Regions from separate parts of the Mus musculus genome. Here region 1 is linked to region 2. A link is a loop called in an ENCODE intact Hi-C map of the cell type or tissue named here. Cell type or tissue: left cerebral cortex. All regions are shown on one strand. Each heading gives the region's core, and the rest is flanking DNA. Links, peaks and the distances in the headings are about the cores only. Region 1 overlaps Kremen1 (kringle containing transmembrane protein 1). Region 2 has its middle 30 kb from the start of Emid1.

The links. Peaks named below come from ENCODE experiments on the same cell type or tissue, not always from the same donor. Only the 100,000 strongest peaks of a DNase experiment are listed, where the experiment ranks them.
Region 1: it touches region 2 in a loop (2.4-fold over the local background); 8 of 42 quality-filtered maps call a loop at or near these places.

The regions. Positions count from the first base shown.
Region 1 is chr11:5,238,199-5,253,195 of GRCm38, reverse strand. Kremen1 (kringle containing transmembrane protein 1) reads left to right here. Exons shown (of 9, transcript NM_032396.3): 2 at 9,259-9,421; 3 at 14,694-14,785. Gm25142 (a small nuclear RNA gene) reads right to left here and starts at 1,346; the gene lies at 1,240-1,346. In left cerebral cortex, for the core only: a CTCF peak has its summit at 8,865; DNase peaks (open chromatin) are centred at 8,180, 8,661 and 9,190; H3K4me3 peaks cover 913 bases; H3K27ac peaks cover 1,808 bases.
Region 2 is chr11:5,174,596-5,189,592 of GRCm38, reverse strand. It overlaps the pseudogene Gm18478. Among named protein-coding and RNA genes, the nearest start is that of Emid1, 30 kb to the right of the region's middle. In left cerebral cortex, for the core only: a CTCF peak has its summit at 7,559; a DNase peak (open chromatin) is centred at 7,555.

The DNA of each region.
Region 1 (14,997 bases), core at 4,269-12,268, 62 kb before region 2:
CTGGTCTGGCAGGGTTTTTTAAATTAGCAAGTATTTGATTGACACAGAACTTCCTAGAACTTCTCACAGGTGATTACTAGGCAGTCAGAAGGCTGATCCACAGGCAAAAACAAAAAACAAAACAAAACAAAAGCCTGGGGTACTTGATTGTGTAACAGCTCCCTCCACCCGCCTGCTATGCATGGATGGTCTTCCCTCATTTCACAAACATAAACAAAAACAGCCTTTCCTGAGCTCTGCCTTGGGGGAGGGAGATTCAGAGTTAGGCAGTCTGGGACTGTCCACTGGTGGGACGTGTGCTTTGCAGTACAGGGCCTGAGCTCGGTCCCTAACAGGAGAAATAAAGGCCAGGATGTCCGGAAGCGGGGATGAAGCTCAGTGCTGACTGGAGTGGAGGGTGAGGGTGGCTGTGCTTCGCTTGTAGTTTGTGTGCGGAGCTTTGAGATGGTGCTCACGTATGGCAAGTCTTCTACTCACTGTATAGCTGAGGAAGACCTTGAACTCCTGACCCTGTCTTCCAAGTGTTGATTACAGATGCACACCACCAAGTTATTTTTGAGTCAAGGTCTCACTCTGTAGCCTACACTAGCCTTAACCACATGACTCATCTTCCAGAATTCCATGTGTGGGCCTGCTTGCCTAACATACGCATGTTGCTTTAGCTTTTCCTCGGGAAACACGAACAATGCCTGTTTTCCCAGGTAGGACACCAGGAACAGCTTTGTCAAGCCCAGCTTGGAGAACGAGTGAGTTTATTGGGCATATACAGGAGTATGGTGACCCCAAAAGATCTGAGCTACAGGACAGTCCATTCCAGCCATGTCCCCTCTCAAAGCTGTACAGTTAACCTTCTACCTCTTATATATTCCTGTGTTTCCCCCAGAGCAAGTCTATCAGGGCTGGAATTATGTGTAGTTCTTCTGCCAAGGATGTCAACAGGCCCGACTGTGTGAGGGTCTCTTGCAGGTAGTCACAGCTGCTCTGATTAAGGTCATAGCAGTCATATCATACTCAGAGGACAGTGCATCACAACAGTGGAGTAAGCTGAGCTGCATCTCCAAAAGCAAAACAGAAGGTAAAATGCTCAGGAAGCTCGCTGGCCTGACTGGTCCAGTGTCCGTGCACTGGAACCTGTGACCCGTTTACGCTTCTGACAGGAGGATACCACTGTCTGTCGTGGTCCAGCCCTGCCGCAGCTCACCTTCTGACTTTCTGAGGGTTGGGTTTTGTTTTGTTTTTTTAAATATGGAATGCTTCACAAATTTGCGTGTCATCCTTGTGCAGGGGCCATGCTAATCTTCTCTGTATCGTTCCGATTTTAGTATATGTGCTGCCAAAGCGAACACTGTTTTGTTTTTTAATAGTAAACTGAGATACTGTCTAGAAAGCAGAATTCGGAGCTTGAAAATGTTATGTTTACTGTTTCCTTATGTGAAAACTTTTTTCGTGTGAAATCCGATGTTAATATAGGACAGGCTTTTTATAGATAAATACCTCAAGTAATAGTATACCATGGTGCTCATATATTACATGGATAATTAAATGGTTCATGCCATCAGTCAGGCCCACGCAGGACACTGTTGCTTCCATGTAACATGGGTAAGTGAATGTACCGTGTCATCAGAGAACCATGACAGAATAAATCCTCTTGGTTTTGACAGTTAAGTCCCTCAAGGAGCTTTGTTAATGAAATGTGTTAGGGCTCTGCAGAGCAGCCTACTTCTAACTGCCCTTCTTAAAGTAAGGCTTGTTTAATCTCTGTGTATGTTAGGATCTTCAGTGCAGCTAAGTTAGTGCAGAAACAGCCTGGGCTGAGGATGTAGCTGAAGCGCAAGGTCCCATCCTCAGCCCACGGCAAAGAAAAGCACAAGCAAAGCCCCAGCTGTCGTGTGTGTATGGGGAGGCGAGCTCTGATTCCCAGTACCCTGAATACGTGACTCTGAGCCCGACCCTTTTGGGAGTCACATATCAGATATCCTGCACATCAGATATTTATGTTATGATTCATAACAGTAGCAACATTACAGTTATAAAGTAGCAATGGATAATTTTATGGTTGGGGTCACCACAACATAAGGAACTGTATTAAAAGGTCACAGCATTAGGACAGTTGAGAAGCACTGCCTAAATGCTAAGTAGAAATCTCTTGTACACTGCTGCATATTCATGGTGGCTGCTCCTGGCAAAAAACATGTGTTCACAGCAACACCCATAGCGTGTTTCCCAGGGGGCCCTGCCCGAGTGGGAGGGAAGCATGCTCCAGATGAGAGCCAGATGTGGGAGAGTGCCACCCCACCTCCCCACTACTTTGACAACTCAGATTTTTAAAGGCTTTATTTTTTTATTCCTTTATTTTTAGTTAGGGTAGTAGCCCTGACTATCCGAGAATCCTCCTGCCTCTGCCTCCCTAGTGCGTGCAATTGTGATAGTGTACTGCTATTCCAGCGACATTTTAGGAAAAAATACAATCACATTTTAGTAGTTGTGTGTGTGTGTGTGTGTGTGTGTGTGTGTGTGTGTGTATAAACTTGAGTTGTAAGTATTGGCTTCAATCACCCTTACCAGCTGAGCCATTTTGCCAGTCCTCAGGGTTTTTGTTTTTGTTTTTGATTTTGGGTTTTTTTGGGTTTTTCAAGACGGGGTTTCTCTGTGTTACCCTGACTGTCCTGGAATTCATTCTGTAGACCAGGCTGTCCTCAAACCTCTGCCTCCCGAGTCCTGGGGTTAAAGGCATGCCCCCACCCCAACTTGGTTTCATTTAAAAATTTTTGTTTTATAATAAGACCTCTCTCTATGACAACTTCCAAATTTAACCCTCTGCTCACTGTAGGCTGTTTTTCTTGTTTTTCTTGTTTTTTTGTTTTTTGTTTTTTTTTTTTTACATAATTCAGTATTTCATTTCTTATAAAGAAGACGATTTTAGAGAGTCAAATAGAATTCAAACTAAACTTCCACAAGTATATATGCTTAGGCCAGTGTTGGCATCTCAAGAGGGTGAGGCAGAAGAGAGTTTGAGGAGAGCCTCGGCTACATAGTGAGTTCCAGGTCAGCCAGGACTACACAATGAGACCCTGTCTCTTAAACCAACAAAAATGTAAATTCACTTAAAATAGCGTTGGGAAGCATGGTCTTTTCTTTCTTTACTGTGATATTGTATGTGTAAGTACACATGCTGGCGATTCAGCCATATATGCTCAGAGGTGCTCCATGACTGAGCCTTGCCTCAGGTCCCTGCTATGGCTTTAAGAACACTGCCTCCTTAAGTGAAAAGGATGCTCTGTACAGTGTTCTAATAGGAAAGCTACTGATGCTTCAGACGTTACAGTGCTTGTTTATGTGCTTAGTCCACTTTGGGTAGAAGTGCAGCTTGTCACTTTGCAAAGTTACTAAGAACATAACACATGCACAATCATCTGGAACTTAGATGGATGCAGACTTGGCTAGTTGAGTTTATTATGGTTCTTAACGAGAAGCTAAGGGGTAGTTATTACAAAACAGTATGCTAGTTTTAGAATAAACTCCATTTTTATTATGGAAATTGAGAAATGCACAAAAATAATCTAGGAAAGCCACAAATACCTATTGCCTAGGACCAGGGTTCCCAACTGTGGCTGCTGTTATTTCATTCTCCACCCTCCATATCATGCCATCTCATCTGTAAATGGTTCAGTCCTTACCTCTAAGTGAGAAGTATTATAAGCCTGCTCATGGAAGTTCATTTGTGTCCCAGTACTCTGAAGAGGGAGACAGGAGGATTGCCACAAGTTAAAACCAGCTAAGACCCTGTCTCAAAAACAAAGAGATTTTAATATAGATTTAAATATAGATATTAGAAGATAACATTTTAAAGTGCAACAATGTATCCAAAGGGTCCTTAGGCGGCTGGAGAGTTGCCTCAATGAATGCCATTTACCTGTTCTGACCCAGATACAGAGACAGTAAGCTTCTGTTACCCCTGCCTGCCTGCCTGCCTTCCTTCTTTCTTTCTCTTCTTTCATTTGTTTTTGTTTGTTTGAGACAGAGTCTTGCTATATGGCACTGCTGGATCTGGAACTCAGAATATAGCCTAAGCTCGCCCCAAATTCACCGCAATCCTCCTGCCTCTGCTTCTGAGTGTCTAATGCCCTCACTTCTTGTCTGTTTCCCCACTGCATATTTTATGTTAAAGATGTGGTTTCCTCTGAGCAGAAGGAAGGCCTAAGTGGCACAAGGAAAGGACCTCACAGAGGCAAGTATCATGCTTGTCCGTGTGACCTTAGACTTCTTACCTGCAGTAGAGAGGCATGAAGGATAGCAGGATTTTAAGCCTGGAGGAGAATTTAAGCCCCAAGTCTTTTCTAGTCAAGTCACCCAGGCTTTTGGATCTTAGTTCTGTTTCCTTAAATCTTGGGAGTGTAGCTATTTTGAGTTGAACGTAAAGGGGTCTCAGAACCTTCTGCGCCAAACCCTATCCCTGCACACTCCCCTGCCCATCAGGGAGGAGCAGCCCCACCTGGCCCCTCTGTTTCGTAGCATTGACCACTCACTGTTTATTATGAGCCTGTGTTCCCCATTGACGTGGAAACAACAAGAATCCACTGTCCATTTGCCACAGCTCCGGGCAGTGGTGAGGGCTGAATAAATGTTGAATTAACTCATGAATGGTGGTGGAGACATTAGGTTTCTTGCCTTCACTCATTTTCTTTTACTGAAATGTGAACACACAAGGCATCACGGGATTTCCTTTGTTGTTTGAGCCTCTCCTTGTTTATCTAGACAAAGCTTATGTGAATTTCATAGCAGTAGAAAGGGAGGCAGGGGCCTCATTACCTCATCCACACCCTGATGAAGACAGGACCTCAACACTCTGTGTTTCTTGTCTTTTCCTCATCACTAGGCAAGCTTGGTTTAAAAAAAAAAAAAGAAAGAAAGAAAAGAAAAAAAGAAAAAGAAAATCTTTAAAATTTAATATGCTTATTAAGAGTAGATCCAAGAAACCTGCCTGAGTGGACTACCACACTGTGGTTTTAATGCTTAAGAGATAGGGTTTAGTGCTTAGGAAGGTCAGGAGTTTGAGGCCCGTCTCAGCTGCATAATTAAATTAGTTCTAGGCAAGCCTGAGCTATAAGAGATCCTGTCTCAAAAAGCTTTAAAAAGAGTAGATCAGAGAAGAACAAGCTGAGCCAGAAAGGCTTCATGGCCTCGTTTCTGCTGTGAGATGACATTTCAGTCCCATTTGTGACACATCCTTTTTATTTTTTTTTTAATATTTTTATTAGATATTTTCTTTATTTACATTTCAAATGTTATCCCCTTTCCTAGTTTCCCCTCTGAAAATCTCCTATCCCCTCCCCCTGCTCCCCAACCTACCCACTCCCATTCCCAGTCCTGGCATTCCCCTATACTGGGGCATAGAGCCTTCACAGGACCAAGGGCCTCTCCTCCCATTCATTGATGACTGACTAAGCCATCCTCTGCTACATATGCAACTAGAGCCACAAGTTCCACCATATGTTTTCTTTCATTTGTGGTTTAGTTCCAAGGAGCTCTGGGGGTACTGGTTAGTTCATATTGATGTTCCTTTATGGGGCTTCAGACCCCCTTCAGCTCCTTGGATACTTTCTCTAGCTTCTTCATTGGGGACCGTGTGCTCCGTCCAATGGATAGCTGTGAGCATCCACTTCTGTATTTGCCAGGAACTGGCAAAAGGCCCTCAGGAGACAGCTGTATCAGGCTCCTGTCAGCAGGCTCTTGTTGGCATCTGCCATAGTGTCTGGGTTTGGGGTTGTTTATGGGATGGATTCCCAAGTGGGGCAGTCTCTAGATGGTCCTTCCTTCAGTCTCTGCTCCAAACTTTGTCTCTGTAACTCCTTCCATGGGTATTTTGTTCCCCCTTCTAAGAAGGATTCTGAGCTTCTGGGCTAATATCCACTTATCAGCAAGTACATATCATGTGTGTTCTTTTGTGATTGGGTTACCTCACTCAAGATGATATCCTCCAGATCCATCCATTTGCCTAAGAATTTCATAAATTCATTGTTTTTAATACTGAGTAGTGGCATAGCCTTCTGAGTTACAAATAAAATCATCCGAATTTGTGGGAACTTGACCCATAGGTTACTATGTATTGCTGAGGCCATTGGTTGTGAAAGCCTGTTTTGATGGCTTGTGAGTCATTCGCCTTTTTCGTTCGCTTGCTTGCTTGCTTGTTTGAGGCAGGGTCTCACACAACCCAGGCCAGACTTTAACTGACTTTGTAGCCAAGAATGACCTAGACCCAAGGAGGGTCATTGTTCTGACTCCTCTGCCTCCATCTCCCAAGTGCTGGGATCCCAGGTGAGTGCCACCATGCCCTGAGCCACTTGTTTTTGTTATGGTGGTTTGGTTTGGTTGGTCTTGTTGTTAGGTTGTGGAGTTTTGTTTTTAGATTTGTTTTTCTTTTTATTTGTATGTGTCTGTGTGTGAGTATATGCCAAATGTGTGCTGCAGAGGCCAGAAAGGGCTTGGGGCTCTGGTGCAGGAATTACAGGCAGTTGTGAGCTGCCCAATTTGGATGCTAGAAGCCAATCTCAGGTCCTCTTTTTTTGTTTTTTTGTTTTTTCAACAGGGTTTCTCTGTGTAGCCCTGGCTGTCCTGGAACTCACTCTGTAGACTAGGCTGGCCTCGAACTCAGAAATCCACCTGCCTCTGCCTCCCAAGTGCTGGGATTAAAGACGTGTGCCACCACTGCCTGTCACAGTTAATCTTAACAGTTTAGCCATCTCTCCAGTGCCCCCTCCTTCTTTTTAAGATGTATTGTTTTTATTGTCTATATTTAAAGTAGGCAACATAATGTGTTTTTTGTTTGTTTTTGTTTTGAGACAGGTTTTCACTATAGAGCTCTGACTAACCTGGAATGTTCTATGTAAACCTGTATTAAACTCTCAGAAGTTCAACTTTGACAGCTAGCTTCAAACTCTTCTATCTGCTACTGCCTGAGAAGTGCTGGGATTAAAAGTGTACACCATCATACCCAGCTCTGCAATATAATGTTTTGTTTGGTGCATAAGATTAGATAGGGCAAAACTATCTTAACATAGCAATTACAATTGTAGCAGTTGACAGAGGTTGGTGTGATAGTCTTAGAATCAGCCACTCCGTGCAGCCTTTGCTCTAGCCTCTTAGGACCCACGGTGCAGATACTTGTTTGTGTGTCATTGAACATCCTTCATATGCTCTGGTCATCCTTAGACCATTTAGAACACCCAAACTATTACAATGTGTGAATAGCTGTCAGCTCATACCATTCAGGGGGTGATGTCTAGGAAGATGCCAGTGTGTGTGTGCAGTTGGCTGACCCTGTGTTCAGTGTGTGCATCCTGGATTTAGGGCTGTGTATGTATGTGTGTATGATAGTGAGTACTGTGGACAGATGAAGGGGGCAGGGGTGGGCAGAGATGGGAAGGGGATTCTGAGGGGCAATGTTTATCTTGCAACTGGAAATATTAGAGGAAGAACATTTGGGCAGGAAATGGAAAAGTATGTTCCCAGGATTAAGAGCAGACCAGCGTGGCTTGACCGCGATGAGTAACTAGGGGCAGAGCCAGGCTTCCAGCCCAGAGGCTCTCAGACGCCCATAGGACAAACCTTAGAGTTCTGGGGGGGGGGGGGGCTGTAGAGCAGAAGAGGAAAGGGAGCCCTGAACTGCTCTCTCGCGGTCAGTGGGTCCAAAACAGAGGTGAAGGAGAGGAAGGGTGCTTCCACTGGAGTCCTGGGTGTGGTCGAGTGCTCTGGCTGCCTCCTGGGTAAAGAGGAGTGTGCTAAATCAGTATGGCTGGCATACATGTGAACACTGTAAACTGATGTGCCTGATGTTGACTTGACCAAGGCCGCAGAGCCTGTCAGCAGCAATCAAACAACAAGCCAACACTGAGCCTTTAGTTGGTATCTGCCAATCTATGCTGAGTCGATGTGCCCAGTTATCTTTGAGCTTTTTCTTAATGTAGACCCCTAGTAGACAATCCTCTTGGTAATTGAGGACTCACACTTACTAACTAGTATTGCACCAGGCATGGTAAGTTGCTATGGTTTCCTGTCTCCTAGAATTCTAGATTAGTTGAGCTGTCCATAAACGGTGCCATTCCAGACCAAACACAGAGAGCAGCTGGTAGGAGGAAGGCGTGACTGGAAGAGAGCCGCTTTGTGGACGGTTTCTCTAAGCAGTCAGATGGCTTTCAGGATAGAGCTGTGTTCCTGTTGTCCACATGCCTATTAGTCTAGAGCAGGCACATGCACTTTCCAGCGGGAGACTACACCACGTCCTTATTACCGGAAGTTATAGGTCACTGTGAGCTAGGAGAAGGAAAGAGGGAGAGCTGAGCATGTTGGTGTGACTCCCCAGACTGTCAGGGTCCCAGTGATACATCTTAGAGAAGTGTTTGAAGTGCTTCTATCTGTCAGTTTTAACTAAGCTAATTTTAAAAAATCGCTCTTTGTACTCCGCCTTTCCCATGAACCTCTGTGAGTTTAATGCATACAAGATGTGGGAAGCCTGTCAGCCTCAGCCCCACCCCCAGTCTGAGAAGTGGATTTTAGAAGTACATGATTGCACCTGCAAGGACTGTCATTTCATAAAATGGGACCTGAGACCATTTTGACACATTTTCTAGGAAAGCACTTCAGGGGGAGGTGAGAGAAAGTGCCACCCCCGTCCTCCGTTGCCCCTGTTTTCTTGCACGTCAGACTGCGCAGGGAGGACTGACTGTTCCTCATTCCCAGGGAGTGTGAGTCATCCCCGATTTGTGTGATTGGGATTCCAAAGCGTTGCTGTGTCCGATGCTTATTAAATCCAAGTGGCCTCGCAGCCTTTCCGACTGTAGGGGAGCTCTCAGTTACAGCTGCTGCCCTGGTTCTAGTTACCGCAGGGAGATGCTGGCGAGCGCAGGGGCCCCCTCGGAGGGCCCCCAAAGTCCACGCGCATGGCTGTTAGCAACTATCTAGATTTGAAGGTTTCCTGGCTCACGTCGTGGACTTCAGCACACCAGCTCTGTGATTATCTCTTCACTGGGACCTGCACACTTCAAGGGGAAATGTCCCAGTGCCCCAACAAGCTGGTGCCAAGAGTGCCAGTGTTACAGGGCACCTTTTTGCAGATTCAGTCAGCCCAGCAGGCCGCCCAAGATCTAGCAAAACATGATCCATTTCTAGCTTGATCCAAACAAAACAAATAAAACATTCACCAGAGAGGGAGGAAACTATAAATGTTGCCAGAAAATGAGTATGCTGTTCTCCTCCTTCCAGAGTGCTTCACAGCCAACGGTGCAGATTACAGGGGAACACAGAGCTGGACAGCGCTGCAAGGTGGGAAGCCATGTCTGTTCTGGAACGAGACTTTCCAGCATCCGTACAACACGCTGAAGTACCCCAACGGGGAAGGAGGACTGGGCGAGCACAATTATTGCAGGTAAGATGGGGCCATAGCGCTTCAAGATGATCTCTCATCTCCTCTTCCAGCCTTTCGCACAACTGGAATGCTTGCTTACCTCCTGTTGGCCAACTCAGAGAACCATATCATTGTTTGTTTGTTTGTTTGTTTGTGTTTGTTTGTTTGTTTGTTTTTGTTTTTTTGGTTTTTTTTTTTTTTGAGACAGGGTTCTCTGTGTATCTCTGGCTGTCCTGGAACTCACTCTGTAGACCAGGCTGGCCTCGAACTCAGAAATCCACCTGCCTCTGCCTCCCAAGTGCTGAGAATAAAGGCGTGCGCCACCACTGCCCGGCCATATCAGTTTTTAAGATGAACTAATCCGAGCCAGAGAGATGGCTCAACAGTTAAGAGCACTTAGCACTCTTCCAGAGGACCCAGGTTCAGTTGCCAGCACCCACATGGGAGCTCAGAACATCTGTAACTCCGGTTCTGGGGTATCAGACACCTTCTTCTGACCTCTCCAGACACTGCACATGGTACACAGATAAACATACAGTGAAGCACGCACAAGAAATAAAAGTAAATAAAAATGAATTCATGTCTTTTTTTTCTCTCTTCCTCTCTCATTTTTCTCCACCTTAGTTTGCTTTATGCTGGCATTCACAGCAGTGCCTTCTCTGGTCACTCTCTTGTCTCTTTGGGAGGATTTTTTCAGGTGATCCTCCCACCAGTGGGCATTTCATGGGCATCAAAGCTGCTGCTACTGATATTCAGACCATCTGGGACCCATGTTCCTTAGGCTGTACCAGAACTCCTGGATTCGAGTAGCTCTCCTCATAAGCATATCAAGCGCTGGACTACAGACGTGGCCACTGTTTGGCTCCCCAGAAAGCCCTAACCTAGCTCTGTGGTCTTCAGATGTAGAGTTAGGATTTTCTGTGGAAGGTGAGCCGCAGCTTTGATCAGGTTCTCGGTTTTCTCCGATTAAAGACAAGGTGAGAATCACTGGCGGCCAGTGAGATGGCCAGTGGTTTACAGTTGGCACCCCAAGAACCCAGGTGAATGCTGGACTGCCCTGAGAGCCCACTGCCGTGCTAGTGCTCAGAAGGCAAAGGTGAAATTCCAGGAGCTGGCTGCCTAGCTAGCCATATTGGCTAGCCTGAGTTCAGTGAGAGACACTGTCCCAATGAATAATGTGGAGATTGATGGAGAAAGCCTCCAAAGTCAACCTCACATCCTCACACATACATAAACACACATTTGAACACACATACATATATGCGTGCATGTGTTCATGTGTGTGTGTGTGTAGCAGGCAGAAAGATAAAAATAGAAATATAAGTATATAGAAGCCAGAGCAAAAATTCCAAGCACTTTTGTTTATACCTCTAAGTTACTTACACCCAAGATCATGATGACTCAGGGGTCAGCAATGCGGTGAATTTACACATTCTTAGGACAGGTGTGCAGCTGCCTCTTGAGCCATTAGGACAAGGAAGGGTTATTCCAGAGCCCTCCTCCCAGTTCCATGCTCCGATTCTGGTTTGTTGGTGCACGAAACGTCTAACCGTTGGCACTGTTGACTCAGCTGAGCCACCCCATCTGTTTCTGCACTGTGTGGACCACTCTGTTTACCGTCTAGCCCCCACACGCCCATGCTAAACACACTAGTCCTTGCGGTTGGCTGGTTTGTCCTTCCCTTTAGCTCTTTAGGTCTGTCCTCACTTGCGTCAACTGATTGACTGTACCTCATTGCTGTAGTTTTTCATTTGTTTTTGTAAAAGCACTAAAAGTTTGTTCCAAGTCAGGCATGGCTGTGTGCATTCTGTGATCTCAGCACTTGTAGGGCTATGGCAAGATCAAGAGTCCAAACACATCCTTGGCTCCATGTGAGCTCGAGGCCCACTGGGCTGTATACATTCCCACCTCAAAAGTCTAAACCAAAACTGAGTGAAAGCTTTCTGTAGTGTTGGTTAGTCCTCCTGCTGCCTGTCTCTCCTGGAACCCTGCCTGGTATTATGTGTGACGTCTTTCCACTTTGCTGTCATTTGTATTTTTTAAAGATGTATTTTATTATTTTAGATTATGTGTATATGTAGGGAGGGTCAGTATACAATTGCAGGTGCCACAGATAACAGGTGCCCCAGATACCAGATTCCTTATAATTGGAGTTACAAGTAGCTGTGAGCCGCCCAGTGGGATTCTGGGAACTGGACTCCCGGTGCACCAGAAGAGCAGTGCACACTCTTGACCACTGAGCCATCCCTCTAGTCCCTGTCCTTTGTAGTTGATTGCTAGGCTTACTTATGCTCATTAACCAAGTCTTCATTTATTTTCAAAGTTGTGCATATTAGTATTTTGTATAAATAAAAATTTGTGCCGGGTGGTGATGGCGCACGCCTTTAATCCCAGCACTCGGGAGGCAGAGGCAGGCGGATTTCTGAGTTCGAGGCCAGCCTGGTCTACAGAGTGAGTTCCAGGACAGCCAGGGCTACACAGAGAAACCCTGTCTCGAAATCCCCCCCCCCAAAAAACCCCAAATTTGTAGGCTGCTGAGATGGTTTAGTGGGCAGAGGTGCTTGCTGCAAAGCCTGATGACCTGAGTTCAATCCCCTGCACCCGGATGGCAGAACGGAAGGGTCAACGCTACAGCTCTCTGTGCCCTGGCACGTGCTCCCTACACATGCGTGCGTATACTTGCATACACATAAGTAAACGGTGAAGTGCTCACCCAAAGATCCTGCTTTAATCCGCATCTCCCACATTAATAAAAGCGCTGAGTGGTTGCGTGCTTACAATCCCCACACTGGGGAGGCGGAGACAGGCAGATTCCTGGGGTACCTGGCCTGCCACGAGGGAAGTTTCAGGCCAGTGATAGATACCTGTTTCAAAATAGAAGAGGTGAATTGCACCTAAAGAATGACACCCAAGTTTGACCTTTAGTCTCTAAATGCACACTCATGCACAAGTATATACATGAACATACACACACATACAAGAACATGGACTCACAAGAACATGGATGTGCATACATGAGCATGCACACATGCATGAGCACACGGTCATGAACATGCACATACACTTCTCAGCACAGTTGCTCCATTTCTGCCCCATTACCCTCCTCTAGTCTTTCTAGTCCTAAGAATGGCTGGCCTGGGAAGGGCACTTAGAGAAAGGGGTAGGGTCTTTGGTATTGTCTGCTGGCTTTTCTACATGAGTGCCTATGTCTACTCTACTCACAGGCTCTAAGGAGTGCACCCTTAGCATTCCAGGGCTGTACCAGAGGGCTGGGAGGACCTTCCCCTTAACTCCTTGGGCTATAGCCCTCTAACTTGATGGAATGTACCAGACCTGAATTTCCAGTTTATACTTCAAAAGAGAGCAAGGCGAGTCTGTTGATGATATCACCTCAGAGCCCAGGCCTTTTGCTCTAGTTCTGCAGAGAAGTAAGGATAGGCTTGCCTGCTCTTTATTAAGCTATTCGGATGCTTTTAGAATGGCTTTGACATTGATAATAAACACTTGTTGTCTAGGGGTTTTATCCAATACTACATCAAAGCTGAACTCAGAACAGAGGGAGGAAGAAGACGGTGACATACTGTTTAAAGAAGGGCTTTGTACAAGCCCTGCCACTTTGATTTCTCAGCTGACATCTGACACCGTGTTTGCCTTGTACAACTTCTCAGATCTGTCACATCTGAGATGTCTACATGCTATCGAGTGATGGGAACCGGCTTCTCCCTGCTAGACCTAAAGTATCTGGATTAGACGGAGAGGCAGAGCCCAGGAGAGCAGAGTTGTCCCTGCACCTGCCTTAGGGCACAGAAGAGAAAGGCTCTGTAGTCCTGGGGAGGCTTATCTCTCAGCCACACAATGGGCTTGTCTGCTCAGGCCCAGGAGCAGGCTGCAAAGCTGGGGCTGGGGAGGGGGTGTCCTTGTGCCCATTTCCTGCCTAACTGGAGTGTCAGGTTTCCAGTATTCTGAGTCTAAATAAAGGGGGCTTGGGAAGGGGTGAAGCGAGGCCGGCTTCTCTGTAGCAACCCCTGTCATTTGCTGAACTGCTCACCAGTGAAGCAGTTTTACTATCTGGAATGTCTCTGCACCGAAACAGCCTTGAAGGTCATTTACTCCAAGCTGTTCTCACTTGGGAATGCTTTAAAAAACATGATTGTCATGGCTGTCTGAGAAGCCTCTGTGGGATCTCTCTGGGGATGAAGGATCGCTTCTGTCTGTGAGTTAGCCAGCATAGACTGAGTTTGTGTTATGTGAATTTACTTAGCTGTTTGGAAACTATACTTGGGATATTCATTATTGAAAGAGGAAGAAAGTAAAACCACGAAAGAATCCCCCACCTCCAGAAAACCCTAAGATGCCAAAGTCTTATCCCCTAGAAGTAAGCATGTTTACAATTTGAGATGAAGCCGGATGTGGTGGCTCGCATTTTAATCCAGGCACTCAGGTGTAAAAGAATTCAATCCGTTTGTTCTCCTAGCTCCTGTTCCCTGAATGACGACTTTGAGACCAGTTATATATTATTAAATAAATGCCTAGGCCCTAAGCGTTGGCTCATCCCTGGCTAGCTCGTAACTTATCTGACCATTCAAGTTCTGTCTTCCACACGGTCAGTTACCTTCAGCCCCTGTCTGCCTCTCCCTCTGTGTCTCCCTCAGCGTCTCTCAGTGTCTCTCTCGGCATCTTTCTCCAATCTCTCTCTTTTTTCTCCTTCTTCTTTTCTTCTCTCACTATTTCCCAAAATCCTCTTCTTCCTGCCAGTGTCCCATGTCCTGTTTCCTGCCTCAGCTCATTGGCCGTTGGCTTTTTTATTGACCAGTGATGCTTCTAAAAGATTCTCTTTATACTCAGGAGGCAGAGGCAGGCAGAGGCCACCATGGTCTACATAGTGAGTTGCAGGACAGCCAGGACTACACAGAGAAACACTTTCAAATAACACAAAAAGCAACCATTTTTTTTTTTGAGATTACATCCTTCCCTAAATAGTATACCTTTTCCAAACTCGGACAATTGTACTATATGTGATTTTATTGTTTAGTTTGTTTGTTTGCTTGAGACAGAGTCCTGCTATGTAGCCCAAGCTGGCCTAGAGCTTGTAGCAACCCTCCAGCCTTAGCTTCTTGGGTGCTGAAGTTACAGGTCTGAGCCACTATGGCCAGCTGATGTTTTCCTCCCTGAAGAGCGATAATATTAAAATGACCAGTTATTAGAAATGATAGGGAACTCAAGGCTGTACACTGAATGGACTAGGTGACTAGAAGCCCAAGCAGTGTCACTGATGTGTCTTTATTCCCAACAGAAATCCAGATGGAGACGTGAGCCCTTGGTGCTACGTGGCCGAGCATGAGGACGGAGTCTACTGGAAGTACTGTGAAATTCCTGCCTGCCAGAGTAAGGCTGACTGCCATCTGGGGCCTGAGTACTGAGCCCCTGGCCTGTAGGCTTCCACTTTTTTATTGAGGTTCTTAAGAACTAGAAATACCCATTTAACCAGGAGGTGGTGATACACTCCTTTAATCCCAGCACTCAGGAGCCAGAGACAGGCAGATCTCTGTGAGTTCAAGGCCAGCCTGGTCTACAGAGTGAGTTCCAGGACAGCCAAG
Region 2 (14,997 bases), core at 2,575-10,574:
TTTGATCAGCTGAAGGGGACACTTTGGGAATAGGATATGTCAGTTTCCAGGGCAGTAGCACTTGCCTGCAGCTACAAGTCTTGATTTCTGGTCTCCAGCTGCTCTTAAGCTCCTAGGCCCCCGCTGAATGGGCCTACACCTGCTACTGGGGGTGGACAGTGGATTGGACATGGAAGCCCATCTCTAGGACAGGCAGCTGCAAGGACGCTCTGGGAAATGAACCTGTCAGCTCTGTGGGGGCAGGGATGGGAAGTGAGGTTCAGTAGGAAGGACTTGAGAAGGAAAGGAGATTGGAGACCAAAGGTCCTCAGGAGAACACCGAAAGGTCTAAATTACACAGGGTTTTGCAGGAGCAAAGCTACAGAATCCTCGCTCATGGCCAGAATACAGCAGCTACCACCATTAACTCTGCCCACTAAACATAGCATGGTCCTGGGTGCTGGTCATGTGACATCTTAGGTGGTAGAAGCCGCCAGGGCTGTTCAGACCTGATTTAGCCAAATGCAGGAGCAGCTTTTTAAGAGCTTGTGTGAGCTGAGGGGAGAAGCTTCTGGATGTGCTGGTCTGATGGCAACAGTAGCCATAGCTACCATTCTCCAAGGTACTTACTGTGTGTCCAGTTTGATGGCAACAATAGCCATAGCTATGTTCTCCACTGTACTTACTGTGTGTCCAGTCTGCTGGTAACAGTAGCCATAGCTATCATTCTCCATGGTACTTACTGTGCATCCAGTGTCCTGTCGCACACTTCACAGACTACTGGATCTGCCTTATTTTCTTTGTTTGTTTGTTTGACATTTTATCACTGGCCAAGGTGACCTACAGCCTAGCGTCTTTCAGAGGCACCAAGGTTCTTAGGTCAAACCAGACAAAGCACACAAAACAAAAAATGTCCTTCAAGCCAAAGTCTCCAGCCACAAGAACATCATTTTCTGCTGACAAGTATCCCTTGAGGTCCGAGGTGTGATTCCAAAGATCATGCATCCTACCTCGGAATTGTAGAAGGGGGCTGTCATTTTTTTCTTAATCCTTATAGGAACTTTTTAAAGAGAAGTAAGCCTTTGCTTCCATGCTTATGTAAGGCTGACTGAGTTGGCTGCTTTGGGGAAGAGACTAAATGCACACAGCAGCAGCAGGAGCAGCAGTGGTAGCATCGGTCACAAGGCCAGATGAATCAGCTAAGAAGGCTTGGACCTTTTCAGCACGTGTCCTTGGTGTCAACAAAGCCAGGACCCAACTGCATCTATTGATGATAGAACATGGGCTTGAGGCAGTGATTGGGTAATCAGTGTGCAAGCACTAGCATTGGTGTGTACAGCTTCCAGGAAGCGAGTGCAGACTCTGCTCTGTGATGTCAACACTGCAGCAATAGATGCTGCCAGTGTCAAACACCCGATGGGTGATCAGCCCAAAAGAGAAAGGGGTGCCGGTTCCCTGGCTCCCACTTTGTTCGCCATCAGCAAGTCCCCGAGTGAACACAAGCCCACGTCTCTGGGTATGCCGCAGGTTTCTCTGGAGCTGCCTCGGTTTCCAGATGTTCCTGATGGTCTCGCACGTCACGGTGTTCTTACCCGTCAGCACCATAGCCTTGCCTTGAAGGGACATGTGGGTCTGCAGATCCTCCTGGATCCCAAGCTGTCTGCTTCCACACTGCAGCATTGTGAGTCGTTATCCAGGATGATGTTAAGGAAGGAGATGGACTTCCAGGTTGCCTTGTCTTCCTTTGGCAATGCCGTTAAACTCACAAAGGGTTTAAAGACAGTGTTACTTTAACGAGGATGCATGTCAAGAATCCTATAGGTTCTTAGTTGGAACAAAGCCCGAGCTGCCCAAGCAGATTAACATGAAAAACACATCAGTCTTCTTTACAGCAGCCAGCAATCTCAAGACGGGATCAAGCAGTGGAGGTCATGGCCAGGGTTCTGCATCCAGTCGAGGTCCACTAGCTCCAGAACTGGACACCTCCTCCTGAAGTACTTCTGCCTCTCAGCCCCAACAGAGGAGAGGAGTCCCGGACAGCTCGGCATCACAGATGTCTACAGACAGCCCATGAAGAGTGTGGACACATTTGCCTGAGACAATGAAGCAATCTAACCTAGACCCCTCCCTCAGTTGAGGACATGAACTCCTTTAAGAAACAGATGGGGGGCTGGGCTGCAGAGATAGCTTAGCAGTTAAGAGCACTGGTTTGCTCTTGCAGAGGACTTGGGCACGGACATCTGTAACTTTAGCTCCAAAACACACATGTGTACCCATGTGGTACACAACATACATGCAAACAAAACACCCCTATACACAAAGTGGGTTGATTTTTTTTCGTTTGTTTGTTTTGGTTTTTGGTTTTGTTTTGTTTTTTAAGAATCGTATGAATGTGTACAGCTCCTTTCCCACCCACAGGACTTTGCATGACAACCCTAGAGGGACAGACATGAGGAAGCCCTTCCATAGACTGTAGCCTTGTGATTTATCTCTTCAGTAAATCAAGACAAATGGGGTGACGGTGAGCATGGATACATCTGACAGACCATTCCCACTTGGGGCACAGCAAGCTTTTTACTAAGTAGCCAAATACTAAATATTTCATTATTTAATATATTTCAAAATTTCAAAGTAAGAAACATTATTTGGGGGGACACTGCCACAGTGCACATGTGGAGCTCCGAGGGCAGCTTGATGTACTCAGGTCTCTTCTTCCTCCTGTACATGGGTTCTGGGCATTGAATTTAGGTCATCGGGCTTTGGTGACAAATGCTTTTACTTGTTTTGTTCCACACAGCTTGGGTCAAAGGGCTGTGACTAGGGGAATCAAGGGAATGAAGACATGCAGATAAATGTATGAAAAAGAAAAGCTGGGGTCAGATGGACTGGACTGTCTGCTGGAGAAGCCAAGGCACCCCAGCAGCTCAGCATGTTTACAATACACATTTGAGCCGGAGGCAGGGTTATTGTATACAGCTGAACAGGAGGCAGGGATATTGTATACAGCTGAACGGGAGGCAGGGATATTGTATACAGCTGAACGGGAGGCAGGGATATTGTATACAGCTGAACGGGAGGCAGGGATATTGTATACAGCTGAACGGGAGGCAGGGATATTGTATACAGCTGAACGGGAGGCAGGGATATTGTATACAGCTGAACGGGAGGCAGGGATATTGTATACAGCTGAACGGGAGGCAGGGATATTGTATACAGCTGAACGGGAGGCAGGGATATTGTATACAGCTGAACGGGAGGCAGGGATATTGTATACAGCTGAACGGGAGGCAGGGATATTGTATACAGCTGAACGGGAGGCAGGGATATTGTATACAGCTGAACGGGAGGCAGGGATATTGTATACAGCTGAACGGGAGGCAGGGATATTGTATACAGCTGAACGGGAGGCAGGGATATTGTATACAGCTGAACAGGAGGCAGGGATATACACAGCTGAACAGGAGGTGAGGTTATTATATACAGCTGATCAAGAAGTGGAATTATTACACAGAACTAAATAAGGAGGCAGGGTTTATGATGTACAACTGAATGAGGAGGCAGATTTAGTTCATCTCTGTAGGAGCAGGCTCTGTAGGGGAGCTGGCTGCAGGCTGTAAGCAGCCGGGCAGAGAATGCTACGTAGACATTTTCTGTGCATATTGTCAACATTCACCCTTGACCTGAGGAAGGCTTTGGGTCCCTGTGAGCCTTCTTGCCGCAGAAGGCCTTCTACTCCATGGAGCTAAGGCACTGGGGTCCTTGGCATGGCCACGTGGATGTCAGCAACACCTAGTCACGCAGAATGTCGCTCACTTTCTGCACTCACCTACTGAGCCCACCCGGTGGCCGGTGTTCAGGAGTGTGCTTGTTTGGGGAGACAGGGTTTCTCTGTGTAGCCCTGGCTGTCCTCGAACTCACTCTGTAGACAAGGCTGGCCTCGAACTCACAGGCATCGGCCTGCCTCTGCCTCCTGGATGTTGTAATGAAAGACAAGCACCTCAGCGAGTAAAAGCGCTTGTCCCACACCTGACAGTCCTGGGAGCCACATGGGAAAAAGGGAGCAGCAGTCCCCACAGGCTGTCCTCTACCCACACAGACATAAGTTCCATGGTGTGCCCGTGCACCCCGCCCCCGTAAGTGTAATAACATTTTAAATGTAATAATAAGATGGCCACCAAAATTTCCACCAGCAAGATGACAAGCGGGTAAAAGTGCTTGCCACGCAAGCCTGGCACCTAATGTCAATATGCAGAACCCATGAACTCCCAAAACTTGTCCTCTGGCCTCCACATGCATGTGCATACGAGTGTGTGCGCGCTCGCGCGCGTGTGTGTGTGTGTGTGTGTGTGTGTGTATGTGTGTGTGTGTGTGTGTGCGTGTGTGCGCACGCGTGCGCACAGAACATTTTCAAAAAGAAACTTCAATTTTCCAAAACTTAGATGATATCATAAGCTACTGTGTTGACTTTTGCCCCCCAATAGTGAAGCACATGTGAGAGTCCTCCACCCAGGAGCCATGCAATAGCAGGCGCCTGCCCACACCCACAGGCCTTTGCTTGCTCGCAACCCTGCTGTTCACTACTTAATCCCTGCGGCAACTGCACGGATTAGGTCTTGTTTCTGTCCCCACTCAGATGGGAGAAACATGGCTCTGAGAGTTTAAATATCTCATCCATGAAGCACTAGAATCAGGCCTGACCCATCCTCCAGCCTGCTTGGTTTCCTGAGAGACAGCATGGCTGAGTCTGGGTTGTGGGAAATGGGAAGGAGCAATAGAGCGGGGAGCTGAGGGGACCCCCCCACCCCCAACACACACACACACACACACACACACACGCGCACACACACACACACACACACACACACACACACACACGCGCGCGCACACACACACACACACACGCACGCACGCACGCACACACACACACACACACACGCACGCACACACGCACTCGTGCCTTCCTGTGCATCCTGGCCCGAGAGAGCCCTAAGGAGAGAGGCTCTCCTCCCACAGTCTGCTCTGCCTCGGTCTCTCCTCAGGGGTCTGCCCAGCAGCTAGGGCAGCTGGCTCTTGGGGTTGTCTGTTCCCGCCCCACCCCCAGCTCCAAGCAGGAACCCAGACCCAGGACAGCTGGCCGCCCCACACTGTTTTCCAGAACCCAGGTTCTTTTAATTATAACCAGTTTGCCATCCTCAGCAATTCTTTGTTTCCCTCTTCTAATACCCGTGAGTTGGACTCCGCCCCCAGAGCCTCCCAGCCAAGCCCTGGGTTAAAATCATTTCCTTCCCACGCAGAGACCCCTCCAGTCTGTTAGTCTGTTAGTGGGTGAGGCACGGCGGGATTAACCACAGGGCCCTCTCCATTTTTGGTTATTTGCTAAGGCTGGGACTCTCCCTCCCAGAAACTCTCCTAGTCTGAGTCTATGACTGGGGACAAAGCAGAGCTGAAGAGTGCAGGACATGGGCTTGATGTCACACCTTGTGCGTGTAACATTAGCCAAATCACCTTCTTCTGCCAGGGAAACCAGGGATTTCCTACCAGAGACACATGACTGCGGACCTAGACTCGAGGGTCTGCTGCTACCGCTGGTTCCCAGACTCCAGTCAAGTGACCTTCTCTTCCAGCCCCTGAGCGCCTCCCACCCCCACGCCACTGCCCATGTGGTAAATTGGTTGAGCACAGCCTCATGTGGTGCACCAGAAATCCCTACATTTGGGAGGCTGAGAAAAGACGTGAGTTCAATCCCAGATTACGCCCTGTTAGTCAATGGAATACCTCATATTTAACTTGGCCGCTGCAGGCAATACCTGTGCTTTTTCTTTTTCTGATTTTGTTTGTTTGTTTGTTTGTTTGTTTGTTTGTTTGAGACAGGGTTTCTCTGTGTGGTCTGGTTGTCCTGGAACTCACTCTCTAGACCAGGCTGGCCTTGAACTCAAAGATTTGCCTGTTTCTGTCTCCCTCCTAAGTGCTGGGATCAAAGGTGTGCACCAACACACCCAGTCTTTTAAAAGTTTCATGTGCACTGGTGTCTTGCCTGCGTGCATGTCTGTGTGAAGAACTGGAATTTTATAGACAGTTCATGTAATGTACTGGTTTCCCCTCCGGGTGCTGGGAATTGAACCTGGGTCATCTAGGAAGAACAGCCCTTGCTCCTTTCTAACTGCTGAGCCATCTCTCCAGCCCTGGCCTCTGTATTCTTAATACAGATAGATTTTAGCAGTAACTAAGGATCGAAGACAGGAGGGGACCTGTTGTCGTAATGGATACATGGCCCATAGTCCCTATTCTTGTGGTTTGATTGATTTTTTTATTTTTTTAAAAAAGGGATCTCATCCAGATGAGACTGGCTTTGAACTTGCGATGTAGTCGAGGTTGGCCTTGAACCTGATTCTCTCCTATTTCCATCTCCTGAGTTCTGGGATTACAGATTTGTGCCTCCATGCCCAGCCATCAGTCCCTATTCTGCAAATAAGAGCTGAGTCACAAACCAGACTTCATGGGACTTTAGGTGATCTTGTTCTGGGGCAGGGGAAGGGAGGGGGCTGGCCTTGTATCGGATGACAAGATGACAAGCCAACAACACGTCCATAAGGGCAGTGTGCTTCTGAGAAAAGAACTGACCTGGTTCCTGTCAGTGACTGCTTTCCCCTCAGTGCATTCAATACATGCTGTGTGTGTGTGTGTGTGTGTGTGTGTGTGTTGGGCAGGAATGCCATGCTGTGTGTGTGTGTGTGTGTGTGTGTGTGTGTGTTGGGCAGGAATGCCATGCTGTGTGTGTGTGTGTGTGTGTGTGTGTGTGTGTGTGTGAGAGACAATCAGAGGACAACTTGCATGTGTTGGTTTTCTATTTCACAAGGTGGTTCCTAGAGTTAGAATTCAAGTTGTCCGATTGGCAGCAATCTCCTTTACCTGCTGAGCCATCTCGGTGGCCCTCTCCACTGCACCCGGGGCTGGCCAGCAAGCCAGGCCTTCCTGCCTCTGCCTCCTCAGGCCTGGGCTGCTGGTGTGAGCAGGTGTCTGGCTTTCTTACATGGGTGTGGATCTGGAACTCGGGTCTTTATGCTTGCTCAACAAGCACTTTCCCAGTTGAGCCAAACCCTCAGGCCCACAGCCCCACGGAGTGTCTCCTGCCTGCCATCTCAGGGCTTAATCTACCTTGCTGCTCCTGTTCCTTCAGAGAATTGCATTATCATTTGCTTCAGTTAAGGCAGTGGTTCCCAACCTTCCCAGTGCTGCGACCCTTTAATACAGTTTCCCATGTTGTGGTGACTCCCCAACCGTAAAATTGTTTTCATTACTACTTCATAGCTGCTGTTACTGTGATGAATCTTAGTGTAAATATTTTTGGAGCTGGACGGTTTGCCAAAGGGGTCTCGACCCACAGGTTGAGAACCACTTAATTAAGGGCCCAACCACAGAAAAACTTGAATGACCTTCATCTCCTTCAAGGCCCCAGGTGGGCAAACAGACGGGGTGAAGCACCTGGCCCAGCTGGCAGCCATGCTCAAGACCTGCAAGGCGCTGGCAGCCTCCACCCTGCAGAAGCCCTCGCCTCTGCAGCCTTGCTCACCAGCGCCTCCCTGTGGTGAGATCTGAGATTGTGCGGAAATGAAAGCTCGACTCGAGCTTCCAGGTAACCTGCATCCTCCGTTGAAGTCTTGGCCTCCAGGTCCTAAGCCTGGACATTGACTTTGCCCTTCTCCTTCTCAGGATGACAGAACCTCTCACACTTGGAGGTCATTTTCCGTTGCTCTGACCTTATTGTTGTGGTGTATTCGCCCGAGAAGACTGCTCTGGTCTCTAAGTCAAAAGAAAGCCAGCCTGCGACTACACTGGGTGTTTGGGATCCCAGTGTAATCTGGAGCTTTTCTCAGCTGAGCTTTTATGCACAAAAACAAACAAACAAGCAAACAACCATGACCTGGGTTGACATACTTCAGTTAACAAGAACAGTTAGCCATACGTGGAACTTCAGAAGCCATAAAATAAGGTTAGTACTGTTAGAGACCTTCCCAGAACTAAGGGCTTTGATGGATTTGATCTTTGTTTATGTTTGGGTTTTGTTTGTTTGTTTGTTTGTTTGTTTCTTGAGAAAGCGTCTCTCTGTATATAGCCCTGGCTGTCCTGGAACTCACTCTGTAGACCAGGCTGGCTTTGAACTCACACACTCACAGAGCTCAGCCTGACTCTGCCTCCTGAGTGCTGAGAGTAAAGCATGCGCCATCACTGCCCAGCTGGATCAGGTCTTTGTTTTGGTGTTGGCAGGTGGTGCTGTCTGCATGCTGAGTCTTCCAGCCAGAATGGCACTTCCATCATGGAGTCAGCTGTGTTACAGTCTGGGACCTGTTACACTATAAGACTTATCACCGTCCCCTCACACTGCCCACGGGTTTATCAGTTCGTGTCTCTGTAACAAATAGCCAACAGAAACAAGGGGGGAAGAGTCTTTCCTTCATGGTTTCTGAAGTCCAGTTCCTTACACTGAAGAAGGCACAGTGGGGAGTTGTGGTTACAGAGGCGAGGACAGGAAAGGGTTCATTTAGAATGAGGCTTGGAGCCAGAGCAGGTTTTGAAGAGCACTCTTGCTGCCCATCAGAGAGCTCAGCCCATCAGCAAGAGCATGATCGTCCATGCCTCATCTGTGTTGCTGACACAGGTATCAGGACCTCTACAGGAAGAAATCACATTACATAACAGTCTTATGTCTTCCATATTTCTTCAGTTTTGTCTCTTAAAAACATTTATATTTGTGTGTGTGTGAGAGAGAGAGACTTTGTGCGTTTTTGTACACTGAATGCATGCACACAGCCAGAAGAGGGTGTCAGGTCCCTGGAAACTGGTGGTACAGGTGGTTGTGAGCCACCATGCGGGTACTAGGACCTGAATCCTCTATGAGTGCAGCCAGTGCTCTCTCAACTGATTCGTCATCTCTCCAGCACCATTGTCTTATTTATTATTGTGTGTGTGTGTGTGTGTGTGTGTGTGTGTGTGTGTGGTGGGGTGCTGGGGTGGCAGGTATGTGCATGTAAGTGTATGTATCTTCTGGAGGTGGACTTAGAGGTGGTTGTAAGCCATCCAATATGGGAGGGTGCTCAGCAAGTGCAGTTACTCCTACCTGCTGAGCCTCCCTCAGCCCCTTTAAAGAAGGCCTTGTTAGGCTGCCCAAGTTAAAGAGTGCACACGTGCATGACTGTGTGTGTATAGGCACTAAAGCCCCAGCTAGGCTGTCAGTGAGCACCTCTGGAGGGGCATGAGGAGGAAGGGGATTGGGGAGCACCAATGGAGGGGCAGGAGGAGCACGGGAGCATTCCCACTTTATTTGATGTGTTTATATGTGGCTCAAGTAGTTTGCATTTATGAACTACATGTGCCATTTTGAAAATACAATGACATTGATCTTTAAAAAGGATGGGAGGCACAAGAAAGCAAGGGCAATCTAAGTGTCCCCGTCATTCAGAAGAAAGCAGCCATGTGTGTTTCCAGAGCACCAAGGAGAATATGTGCCCTGCTTGGACAAGTCACCTGGAGGTGTTCCAAAGCTACTGGTCTGGACCCATTTTGCGGTCCTGCATTACTTATGCCACTGTCCTGCCTCACCCCAAGTCACCCCCAGAGACACCTGCTGAGACAAACAAAGCTTGTCCCCAAAGCCAGCAGAATGTTCAGTTACTAGACCAAAAGTCCTTTTCTTTGAAAACTACAAAATAAACATCTCCAGCCCCATCCTTCCTCCCCATGTGCTGGCAGTCCAAGTTTATGTCTTTGGAAAGAGAAAGGAGAACAAGAAAAGAGAGGGGGGAAAAAAGAGCTCCAGCAAGCTCCCCTGTCCTCCCAAGCAGATGGCACCAAGTCAGTAATGAACTCTCCACATTTGGGACGTTTGATCTACCAGTGGGTCTGCAGCAAGCGGGAAAGCTGCTGAGGGAGGCTTCAAGGCCACGGGATGCTCTCTGGAAGGATGCTGGCAGCGTCTTTTAAATTGAATCAGGCTCTAGGGACCTATCGCCAGAAAGCTTCCCACACCAACCCTCGAGGCGCAAACACAAGAGTGCAGGGCTGACTTGCAGCCTTGATGGTTTGTTAACACCTGAGGGACTGTTTCTGGCTAAGCAGGACAAGTATACGATTTCATTTAACCCTGAGGGGCAGCAGTCACAGTCAGGCCTTCTCTGGGGTGTAACCAGGGACTGAGAAGGCCAGCTGTCATCAAATGCACCCTGACTATGAAATTCTGTCACCAAAGGCTCAGCCTTCTCTCTCTCTCTCTCTCTCTCTCTCTCTCTCTCTCTACCTGGGACTGAGCCCAGAGAGCGGAATTTGTTCCTAAGCGTCCATGTTTGGCAGTTTTTTGTCTCTGTAACAAATATTTGAGGATAAACATTGAATCAAGGCTTTGTGGGGCTTGGAGATTTGGAAGTTTGGCCTGTGGTCAGTCAGCCCTGCTCTGCTCTGGGCCTGTGCAGTGCATCCCAGTGAGAGCTTGTGTTAAGGAAAAACCTGCTCACCTTTTGGCCAGGCAGCAAGAGAAGAAAAGGGGTCAGGTTTGCAACAAATCCCCTTCAAGGACACACCCCAAATGACATAAAGACCTTCCAAGAGGACCTACCCTTTAAAGGTACCACCACCTCTCAATAGCAACAAACGGGGAAGCCACGCCTTCCACACATGGCTTTGGGAGGCATTGCAGACCTAAACTGTCAGTTTAACTGTGGCTTTGCCTCCATGGTCAGTGTCATCTCCACAGAGGCTGCTAGAAAGAACCAGACTAGAAAGATGGGGGTGAGAAAAGGGGTTCCACCTGTGCTATGGGGGAGCCACCATCCATGGTGGGTGAAAACTTTCCAGTCTGCTGCTACAGAGTCACACATACTCCTGTAGGCAAGCCTTCACTCATGCTCTGGTCATGTGTGAGCCTTGATGAAACCAAACTCTAGTTTGATATTGCGTTCTTAGAAGAGGGAGGGAGGGAGGAAAGGAAAGGAGGGAGGGAGGGAGGAAGGGATTTACATCTCCCCAGGGAAGAAATTCTCATTGTTCCAACCACAACACAAAGTAGCAGACAGTGAGTGCCCCAGCAAGGGACAGAGGGATGCTCGCTAACCCTGAGACCAGCCAGGCAGGAACCTAGCTTTACAAGAAAAAAAGGGGACTGGCCGGGGCGTGGTGGCGCACGCCTTTAATCCCAGCACTCGGAGGCAGAGGCAGCCGGATTTCTGAGTTCCAGGACAGCCAGGGCTATACAGAGAAACCCTGTCTAGATAAAAAAGAAAAAAAAAAAAAAAAAGAGGGAACTGGGAAGTGGGGGCAGGGGGGGATGCAAACCTATGGACCGGGAGCTCTTAGGGAGCGAGGACTTGGGGCTGCAGCTCATAGGGCTGGCCGTCCCAGGTATATGGCGTTTGCAGGGTCCTGTGCTCCTGATTTGGCTCTGGCTGTTGGCCTCCTGAGAGTCTTCATTATTTTTCCAAGAAGAGACTCTATATTTTCATTTTGCACTGTGGTGCCCACAAATTATAGTCAGTCCTGAGTCCAGAGACTCTGCTGCTGAGGCTAAACACTTTGCCCATCTATGTCTAGCACATACTACATAGATATTTGTGTGCACACCAAACATGTGTATACCCACCATACGTGCATATAGTCCCCGGTACCAGCATACCCTTTCAGACTTCTCCCTCCAAGACCTTTTTAATGATTTATTTATTTACTTCTTTGTGCACTGGTGTTTTGCCTGTATGTATATCTGTTTGAGGGTGTCAGATCCCCTGGAACTGGAGTTATAGGCAGTTGTGAGCTGCCCTGTAAGTGCTGGGAACTGAACCTGGGTCCTCTGGAAGAGCAGCCAGTGCTCTTAACCATCTCCCAGCTCCTACATGGTTCATTTTACCTATAAATATTTACTGAACATCATATGACTGATATGATAGGATATATGATAGTGTTGATGGCAAGGAATACTGGGACAGACAATGGCCTCTGCTTTGTGGAGCCTGAGGCCATGTACCCTGGCCAGGCTGGCCTTCTGGAAGTTACCTGTCTCCTTGTACCAGCTGTAGGCCACTGAGCGCGGAGGACTCCCGCCTGACCTGGCACCTAGCTCAGTTCACCAGAAGCCTACCCAGGGCGTTGGCCATTGGCTCGGTTGGGAATATTCTAGAGGATCCAGTGAGTCTTAGGCGACACAGAAGTTATAGACGCCCATCCTTTCTCAGCCGTGATGAGATGAACCTTTCAGAGATCAAGAGACCACGATCAAAGGGTTTTTATGTCAGTCTTTCCTTCCTGCCTCAGGCTGTGGTAAGCGGCTGTGATGCGCACATCCTGCTTCCTGCCTCTGCTGGCAGCCAGAATCTCTTCTTTAGGGTTGTTTTTTTTTTTTTAAACCACACTAGAGATCATGCCAGGGCCAAGGCAAGAGCTCTACCCTAGCACGTGTTTGTTTGTTTGTTTGTTTGTTTGTGAGGTAGCCTCAAACTCTCCACCTTCTATCTCAGCCTCCAGTATGCTGTGCTTAGAAGTCTGCACACTCAGAGACTCAGAGACTCTGCAGCGCTCAGCCTGAGCCTGGGGCCTTGGGGTGCTCTACCATCGAAGAGTCCCAGGCCTATTCCAGTGTAAACTCACGGGCCTCCAGCCTCAGTGGAATTTCCTAGTGGAATTGCTGTCTTTGTCACCAGTTTGACTCAGCAGCCAGATTTTAAGCCCCGGCCATTGAAAACTCTGCAGTAACGTACCTCAGCTGGTCTTAGGCACTGCCCAGAAAGTATGGCCGACAAAACAGCCCAGCTGTTTGAACAAAAGAAGCTGGTGACATCAGAGTGCCAGGTGGAGCTGCCTTCTCCTCAGACTGAAAGCATGTTCTCATGACGGCCTGTCACAGCTACCCCCTCACTTGAGGCAGGACTGAGTTATGCCCTTCTGGTCTCGGGGACCTGTGAGGTGAATTCTGCTCTGTTTCTCAACAAAACAGCATACAAGTCTACAGAATCGACTCAGTGGGTGTGTGCCTAGGTCCACACAGCATGAGGACCCGAGTTCAGATCTCCAGCATCCAGGTTAAAAAGCCAGGTGTGGTGGCGTGTACCTGCAGTCTAAGTGCTGGGACAACACTGGCCAGCCAGCTTAGCCAAATCAGTACCTCTGAGTTCAGTGAGAGACCCTGCTCAAAAACTAAGGTGCAGAGTGGGTAAGGGAGACACTTGACTTCAACCACTGGCCTACACAGACAGACAGACAGACAGGCAGAGACAGACACACAGACATACAGAGACAGAAAGAGATAGACAGATACACACAGACAGACACACAGATACACAATATACACAGACACACGACAGACACATAGAGAGTAAGTCAGAAAGACAGACACATACAGAAACATAGACACACAAGACACACACAGACACACAGAGACAGAGACAGAAAGACAGACAGATATACAGACAGACAGACAGACAGACAGACAGACACACAAACCACAACAAGAAACCACAAAAACCCAGAAAGTATGGGTTTCTGAACACAGTGACAGGTGGCTGGAGGGCTCCCCATGGGCGCTGGCCCTGACTCCCATGTGATTCAGCCCTGGAAGGCCATGGGAAGCCATGAGTGCTCTGTGTGGATCTGTGGCCACAGTTGTCTAATACCGTGGTTGGGATCTGTCACTGAGTGATGTCAAAGGTTCTAGGCTCAGGGTAGACTCTGGCTTTCCCAGAACCAGCAGCTATGTTGGTCTGCTGTTTCTTAGTCTTTGAAACTCTGTCACTCCTGAGAGAATTCATAGTATAGATTTAAGCATCCCTGGAGTCTCTCGCTGGACACCACCTCAGCTGTCACATCTTTGGTTATGTCAGTCAAGGGCCTTTGGCACTGGGAGCTGCCTATGCACCCAGCTCCTTCAAGGATGCCAGGTGGAGCCTGCTCCTGCTGTGAAGGCCTCAGGCCTTTCAGAGGACACACTGGGACTCGGAGGAGGACCACATTTGTACACCAGGTCTGAAAGAGTCTTTCTGATCACATGAGTTCCTGAATAACAGGTCCAAGTGACTGCACATCTTGGTTACACTCCAGAAAGACTGCCACTGCTGTCACAGCTAGAGATGGCCCACCTTCATGTCACAGGCATCCATATATACCCTGAGCAAGCACCCCACCTCGACCACTGCTTCCAGGATAGATGGCTCATGCCTCATGGGGGCTGGTGCTGGACATGTGTAACGGGCACCTCTTTGGTCCTTTGGCTCCAGTTGGCCCACAGACACAGGGTGTTAGCCAGGGTGTGATGCTGTGGTGGCCACATGAGGAAAATGATGGAGAGTGACGGTCTCAGTCCCTGGCTGCTGTGGCAAAACATCACGGTGCCAGCACGTGGCAGATCAGTGCTGCCCACATACTGGCCGGGAAGCAGATGAGGAGAGGGAGGAACCAGGCCCAGGCATACCCTCCAGGGCATGCTGACCGTGACCTACTTCCTAGCTCTACTGCCTCGCCATAAGGCCTTACACCAGCATCACACAACCACCGATGGATTAGCCCACTGCCTAAGTCAATGCCCTCAAGGTTTTACTGCCTCTGGGTGACATTGCCAACTGAAGACCAACCTCAGCATGTGGCCTTTCGATGGGCATTGTGTATCCCAGCCTAACAGGCTCGCTGCAACCACTCTCTGAATTCCTACCACTGCCAAGGCCCGGTCGACGCCATCTCCTGCAGAGGGACATCCACCACATCGCTTCTCCCTCTCCTTGCCTTTCTGAGCCCTGCAGACTTGACAGCCCCTCCTGTTGACAGCTTCCCAGTGCTTCTGTAGCAACGGGACCCTCCCAGGCCCGTTCATAGTAACAATCAATCAGGTTGAGGGATACAGCTCCTCGTAGGGACCTCACCTAGCACGTGCAAGGCCTGAGTTAGATCCCCCATGTGGCCAAACAGCCCTCATTAGAAACTCCCAGCCCTGCATAGCCTGCCTGTGTCTGAGGTCCTATCAGGTGCCCGTACATAAACACCTCCTCAACGGCT